3 separate regions of the Homo sapiens genome follow, and all the other regions are linked to region 2. Evidence: read pairs that join two places in POLR2A ChIA-PET (ENCODE). Cell type or tissue: OCI-LY7. All regions are shown on one strand.

Region 1 (2,500 bases), 160 kb after region 2:
TTTTTCTGAAGAATACATAATTGATTCTTTTTTTTTGGCTTTCTTCCTTCAAACCTACCCATTCACAGGATAATCATAATCACAGCAGTTTACATTTGCATAATGCCTTACCATTTGCTTTCACAGATTTTATTCCCACTTGATCAGAGGGTGTCTGCATTGTGCTGAGTACCTAATCTTGAAATAAATAATTTACTATATGAGGATTTAAACAGGTCTTTTAGATAAAAAGTGCATTACATATTTATGAGCACTGATTTCAAGAATCGCTTTGAAAGAACTATTGATGTTGCTTTATATTAGAGATCTGGAACTTAATCTCATTTGATTCATCCTTGATTTTATTTTTCTGAGGTTCCAAATCATGTTTGTAAATCCCTGAGGGTCTTTTTCCTCCCTGTGAGAGGAAAAATGTTTAGGCACATGTCAGGAATTTAAAAACCTTCTGCCACTATTCTCAGTATATTGGGAAAACCAATTTTCTGAAATTAAAATGGCAGTCCATTTTGCAAGGCAATAATAATGATGATGATGTTGGTAATAAAACTTAGGGGTTCTAATTCAGTACAGCAGGAGAGAGAAGATTTCAATCTATTAAAACAAAGTCCTTTGATGTCTGCTGTGAAGAGGGATCTCATAAATGGTTATTATTTACTTTTAAAATGCATTATTGCTTGAGCATCTGTGATTTACTTTTTTATTTTTGTTGTTTATAAAGGTTATTGCCTTTAAACCAGTTCTTCTTGCATAACCAAACCCCAAACAAACTAGGAGAAAATAAAAGACAATTGCAAGTAACTGAAATTATTTTTCAAACTCCTGGGAAGAGAAAGAAAGACTAGAATAAACATTGTTTCCTGATTGCTACAGTTCAAAATCACTAAAAGATTTTGCTTGCTTAAATAAAAAATGAAATTGCGAGGGGAAAGCTTTTTTTCCCTCTCTTTAAGAAGGGAGAGAGAAAAAAAAAAACCATGAAAGCAGGGGGAGCTTTGCAAGGCTACTGATGCCTGAGTAGAATCACTAACTGGTTCCCTCGCTCTGTGCTAGGCCGTCTGTATTCACTGTATCACAAGCTTGAAACCAGACCTCATTTGACGGAGCCAAAAAATGGTCCTTTTGTTGCTGTTTTTTTTTCCCTAGTGTCATCTCTCATGGTTGCCTGGGCAACCAGTGTGTATCCTTTCAGCATAGGTTACTGGGCCCCAGGAAGGAAGTGCTCCAGCGCTGGCCTGCTATTTTTATAGAACCGTTACATAATACAATCTATTAAAGCTTCCTCTTGGTGTTTTATTGCACAAAGGGGAAATTAAGTTTGATGACTCCTAAATGTTGGATGGAGGATGTCAGGTGACTCTAGGATTGTTTGGCTCAGGTCACATAGCAACAGTATTCCCATATGCAATTCCAGAAGAACCCATATACAATCATGCCCTTGGCAATGTTCGCCTGCCTGGGGATCATTAGAGGAAACTGAGCTCTCTGCTGCTCAGGGGTGTAAGTTTTGTCCGACTACACAATGCTCCCTCTCTGGTAGGATGGCAGCAGACAATGAAACACTATTCACAGTTAAGGGCAAAGAGAATTTTAAAGGTGTCGCACATATGCTTTTAATAGGTGGGGTGATTACTGGCAAAGAGAATTGGATTGAAAGACAGAGGACCAGGGTCTCTCTCAAGTCGGCCACTGCAGCATTGCATGAATGTTGTGGTCAGTTTTGCTTCTGGGTAACTCTCAAGTGGTCCAGGGCAGGGAGGCATTGGGACGGGATGGGGCGGGGGCGGGGGGTGTAATAGGTAAATGGCTTTTAAGTGGAGACCTAAGACCTCTGTAACACAACTTCAGGTATTCTCCACTTGCCAAAGGAACCAATGGGGAATAAAAGCTCTTAGCTCCCTTTATTCCCACCTTACCAGTTACAGTTTGCCACCAGTCTGAAATAAAGAAGGTGCAAGTGTGCCGTTGGATCAGAAGCCCTGTCCTGGACCATAAATGAACCCCTGTACCCCCAGGGAGATGTAAGGCCACAAGAATTTCCTAGACTAAAGGGGTGTGAGCTGACCACATGTGCTTCTGTTTTCACATTTTCACTCTGCTATCCTATGCACCCCCATCATCTCAGCTAAATCCTGAGGCCTCTGATTCTCAAATTTATGTCTCCAGCCTGCTTTTCTTCTGGGCTCAGCTGTCCTGTATTTCCAACTGCCTGCTGGAGAGCTCTTTCTGGATGTCTCATTTTGCTTCAAACTCAACAGATTCAAATGAAAAACTCCTGTTTCTGCTTGTATACTCTTTCAACACTTCTAACACCAAATGTGTGGGTTTTTTTCCCCCCACACTAACCAATTCTCCAATTCTCAGTGGACACCAACTAGGTATCCTAAAATTTAACTTGACTCTGATCCTAATTGCCCCAAGTTAGCATGGAAGCCGCGGATTAAGAGCTCAGTCCCACAAAACCGTCTCCCACTTCAGACACCAATCATAAGTGGTGGGTCCC
Region 2 (2,500 bases):
CAAATCAACCAAACTCTAAAAAGTTAGGAAGTTACACTTGCTATACATTAAAACACCTTTAAGGTCTGCATATGTAGATGCTGAATAAATTAGAACAACAGTACTGTAGTAAAATAATGCGCCATTGTACTTAGTCAAGCTGGTAGGCTCCTTTATTGGCCTAAATTATTAAGATCTTATTTTTACCAGAACACTATATTCCTTTGGTATCTGAGTTATGCCTTAAATAATAAATTAGGTATTTAAGATGTTAATATATTTTGGTGATGCTAGGCATTTGGGTTTCCATTGTCATAGGGAGAATGAGGTTTTATTTTTGTTTTTTTAGTCTGCTATTCACAAGTGGCAAATTTTGAGAGCTTAAAGTTGATTTTAAATTTCATTTGGCCTGGTCATGGCTCACTCCTGTAATCCCAATACTTTGGGAGACCAAAACCAGAGGATGGCTTGAGCTCAGGAATTTGAGACCAGCCTGGGCAATACATTGACTACAAAAAAAATTTTAAAATTAGCTGGGCATGGTGGTTCACACCTGTGGTCCCAGCTACTAGTGGGGCTGAGGTGGGAGGATCAGTTGAGCCCAGGAGATTGAGACTGCAGTGAGCCCTGATCACACCACTGCATTCCAGCCTGGGTGACAGAGCAAGACCCTGTCTTTAAAAAAATTTTCATTTGATTTCAAAAAATATTTATTGACTATCCACTTTGAATTAGGTGGTACTAGAGACAGATAATGAGTAAGACAATATCCCCTCTCTCAGGGAGCAAATAGTTTTGGTATTTTCAAATAGAGAAAAAAGCCTTGTCTGAATCACTAGAACTTTAAAGTCTAGTGATGTTTGGAGAAGGAAATGCCAGCAGCTACTATTAGTTATAGTGAACAAAGAGTAATTTTAAAATATTCAAAATTTAGAGGTGAAATAAATTAATTTAAACTGTATATCACATTAATAGTTAAACATGTTGGAGAAGTAACATTAATCTTTTAGAACATATTTCAGTTCTATTTGCTGGTGGATTTTTTCCTGATTCTTTTGAATTATAATTACTTTTTTTAAAAAGGAAGAAAAAATTCATAGTTCATAATTACTAAACTCTCCTAAGTTAAAAAAAATTAAAGAATCCATGTATAGTTCAGTGGGAAAAAACTCAGATGAAAGTAACTGCAGGAAAGAATTTTTATATATATTTACTTTGTATACTTAATTTTAATTTTCCTGTGTTTTAAATTTTCAAAGTAGGTACATTCAAAGTAGGTGAAACTTTTTTGAAGATCCTTAACAGCAAGCAATTCTAAATCTTATCATGGGTTAGGTTTTCATGTCCTGGGTTATTCTAATCCATGAACTCAACCAAGAACAAAATACAACCATTCAGAATGGAACAAACTGTGTCTGATTAAATGATAATTTCCTAAATTAAAAGAAGTTTTGCTACATCAGATAGTACTTGATATCCACACTACCTACTATCAGATAGAGGAACTCTCACATGTGCCATTCTGGGAGACTTGCCAATGCTGCTGTCATCACTGGTAGCTAGAAAAAGGCATGATTAAAAGATTTGCTTGTAGTGTTGCTCATCATTAGTAATTTGTATATCTGGTGAGTAGACATAAACAGAAGCAGCTCTTTCACTGGTATTTTCATCCTCCTCCATTCTCTCTGATCCCTTCATTTCTCTGGCTCTCCTCAGAGGTGGGCTGGTCTGTTGGAGCTTCTATTTCAGTCTTTGCAGTTGTTATCATGCATTTTTGGATGTTTGATTTAACTACACATCATAAGCCCATCCACCCCTCCACGACCATCTAAGCTAAAACAAACAAAGGCTTATTTCTAGCCTATATCACAATCTTCAATTGTCTCCATCTATAATTTATAATGTAATTTAGGTGTTACAGTGTTTTTCAGTCACAAGGCAGATGGAGTAAAAAAGATGACCACAGTGAGGTCAGGTCAGCTGATAGTGACACACATCATCCTACAGGAGAGTGTTGTGAATAATTGAAGGGGAGAGACTCACAAGAAGGAAAATGGCTTTATTAAACAATGAGAATGGAGAGATTGTGGTGACTTTAGAATGGCAAAAGTACAGAATGACTTTTTTTTTAAAGGCATCCAAATGAAACTGAAAGAAAAGAAAAATTGAGGAAAAAAGAAGAAAAGTTAAATGAACACACTGAAGAAGGAATCCAGCTTACACACAGCTTAGAGGATGAGGAATGAGCTAATGAACCATTCATCGCTACATGTAAAATGCTGTGTGACGCACCAGGGAACTGCTGTTAGTCACAAAAGGGAAATTATGGTACATCTTTCAGGCTCTGAGGGTCCTGCTGGAGCCCATTAGCTGTGTGCCAGTCTCCCTTGCGGGAGGCAGGAGGCAAACCTATTTAGAATCTTTTTTTTTTTTTTTTTTTGGTTTGAGAAATTGGCCCCTGGGACAAGGAATCCCAGTTCCTCCTAGGCACCGTGACGATGGACAAGAAGGCATTGCCTGG
Region 3 (2,500 bases), 160 kb after region 2:
TCTATTTTGTAAGAGCTAAAAGTAGTTTCTTTTTTTTTTGTTTTGAGACGGAGTTTTGCTCTTGTTGCCCAAGCTGGAATGCAATGGCGTGATCTCAGGTCACTGCAACCTCCACCTCCTGGGTTCAAGTGATTCTCCTACCTCAGCCTCCCGAGTAGCTGGGATTACAGATGGGCGCCACCACACCCCGCTAATTTTTTGCATTTTTGTTAGAAATGGGGTTTCACCATGTTAGCCAGGCTGGTCTAGAACTCCTGACCTCATATGATCTGCCCGCCTCGGCCTCCCAAAGTGTTGGGATTACAGGCATGAGCCACCACGCCTGGCCTAAAAGTAGTTTCTAAAACATGTATAACAACTATTTATTGATGTTATTATGTGTAATACAAAATGCACAGGAACACAAAATACTTATAATGTATATTTACTTAGTACTTAGTACATATAAACTTGGATTCTGTCTTTAGTAAATGAGCTTTAGTGTCTTCCTGGATAGGTATATTTCTACTGTTGAAAGACTATCTTCCCCAGGTACCACATCCTTGGAAAGAGGCTTTGTTTGTGATTATATTGCTGTTGGATTAGAGGGTGAGCCAGGATTGATATGCTGTAGCCAACCATTCTTTTAAATGTTTCTCTGTCCAACTTTATGTTTGTCAGGGTTGGGGAAGGAGCAAACAGTAACAGAGGTTATCGTAAATATAAGAGAGATAGCTATCTTTGACAAATGAATGCTGTTAGTCTTGAATGAGTAGCTGAAGGAAGCTATGGAAATTCCATCATCTTCTCCTAAATCTTCATTCTGCTCTGGATGATTAATATTTGTTCGGTATGGAGTGTCTGCTAAACTGGGGGAAAGGCTTAAAGTCACTTTATGGTTCTTAATTCAGCTCTTTCAATGTCACCCAGGGAGCAGGTTTAAAAACTTTTAAAGTACAGATAGTAACATAATTTAATGGTAAGTTATTTTGGAAAAGATATATTGAGAAAAATAAGAAAATGTGTTTGCAGCGTATTTTAGCTAATTTAGGATTTATAAATGCACACTGGGTGTTCTCAGGGATTATTAAACAACATTGTATAATACGTATCTGCATCTAGTTTGGAATGCTAATGGAAGAAACTGATGTTTCTTGGGTGCCCACTATGAACTAGGCACTTTGCAAATTTCTTAATATACACTGGAGCATTTAATCCTTTGAGGTTGATGAAGGAACTGAGATTTTGAAAGACTTAGCCAACTTTCCCAAGGTCACACAGGTAGTAAGTGGTAAGCCAATCTTATTTGAAAGTCCGTGCTCTTCTGACTACACCACTACTGTCTATTTTTTCTAGCATCGCTAGGTCTTTGCTGATAGTGAAATGTATGATATTTGTCAAATTTATAGTATCAGATATTTAAGCAAACTCCTCACATACAGTTGTAAAGCAGCATTCTATTATTCTTAACATATATATTTACATGTCCATCACCATTGGCCTGTCCCCTATCAATCAGCTAAGCTGGTCCTGGAATTATTCCTTTATGAGATATGATAGATTCATCTTCTCCTGTCTGCTGTATGGGCTAAATTGCAATTCATGCCCTTAAAATTTTTCACTTGAGGCCGGGCGCAGTGGCTTATGCCTGTAATCCCAGCACTTTGGGAGGCCGAGGCGGGCGGATCACAAGGTCAGGAGATCAAGACCAACCTGGCCAACATGGTGAAACCCCATCTCTACTAAAAACACAAAAATTAGCTGGGCGTGGTGGCATGTGCCTGTAATCCCAGATACTTGGGAGGCTGAGGTAGGAGAATCTCTTGAACCGGGAGTTGGAGATTGCGGTGAGCCGAGATTGTGCCACTGCACTCTTTTTTTTTGTAGACTCTCTCTCAAAAAAAAAAAAAAAATTATCACTTGAACTGTTAACTGGTCCTTGTCGAGTCTGGACCGTGTGGAGAGAGGTGGCTAAATGAATATATCTAATCACCATTTTCACTGTCATCCAGTCTTTCAGTTGCCTACAGATAAGTCAAAATGTCAAAATGTCTAAGGATGGCACTCAAGAATGTATACAATCTGTACCCAACCTTCTTTTTTAGAATCACCTGCCACTACTCCCCTATCTGACCCTGGGTCCAGTGTTCTCTATCTCCACCTGTGCATGATGCTATTTCTTCTGCCGGTTTGGAACTTAACAAATCTGACCATCATGAGCTCAATGCTGATGTTAGCTCTTCTCTGAAAGCCACTCCTATTAGCTCTGAGGTGAAGAGATCTCTCCCATTTAGGCCACTTCCTATTGTCTAATCCAATTGCTTGCCATAACCATTTACTGCAAAGAATCATGAAAAGAGAACAGGTCTGACCTCCTTACCTATGATCTGTGTGACTTTAAGCAGGTCACTTTACATATAAGACTCAGTTTCCTGAAGTAGAAAATGGGTAAGATATATAACTATTCCCTTTGACTTACCACAGACAAGCTTCTTTTCTTCCTTATGGTTCAATTTCTTTT

The links. ChIA-PET counts read pairs that join two places held together with the same protein. Peaks named below come from ENCODE experiments on the same cell type or tissue, not always from the same donor. Only the 100,000 strongest peaks of a DNase experiment are listed, where the experiment ranks them.
Region 1: POLR2A ChIA-PET joins it to region 2 with 7 read pairs; 2 of 35 experiments call an interaction of 5 or more read pairs at or near these places.
Region 3: POLR2A ChIA-PET joins it to region 2 with 5 read pairs; 2 of 35 experiments call an interaction of 5 or more read pairs at or near these places.

The regions. Positions count from the first base shown.
Region 1 is chr4:123,615,964-123,618,463 of GRCh38, forward strand. No RefSeq gene overlaps it. Among named protein-coding and RNA genes, the nearest start is that of LINC01091, 33 kb to the right of the region's middle. In OCI-LY7, no CTCF peak of the experiment used is centred here; a DNase peak (open chromatin) is centred at 1,178.
Region 2 is chr4:123,451,235-123,453,734 of GRCh38, forward strand. No RefSeq gene overlaps it. Among named protein-coding and RNA genes, the nearest start is that of SPRY1, 56 kb to the left of the region's middle. In OCI-LY7, no CTCF peak of the experiment used is centred here; a DNase peak (open chromatin) is centred at 1,507.
Region 3 is chr4:123,609,440-123,611,939 of GRCh38, forward strand. No RefSeq gene overlaps it. Among named protein-coding and RNA genes, the nearest start is that of LINC01091, 39 kb to the right of the region's middle. In OCI-LY7, no CTCF peak of the experiment used is centred here; no DNase peak of the experiment used is centred here.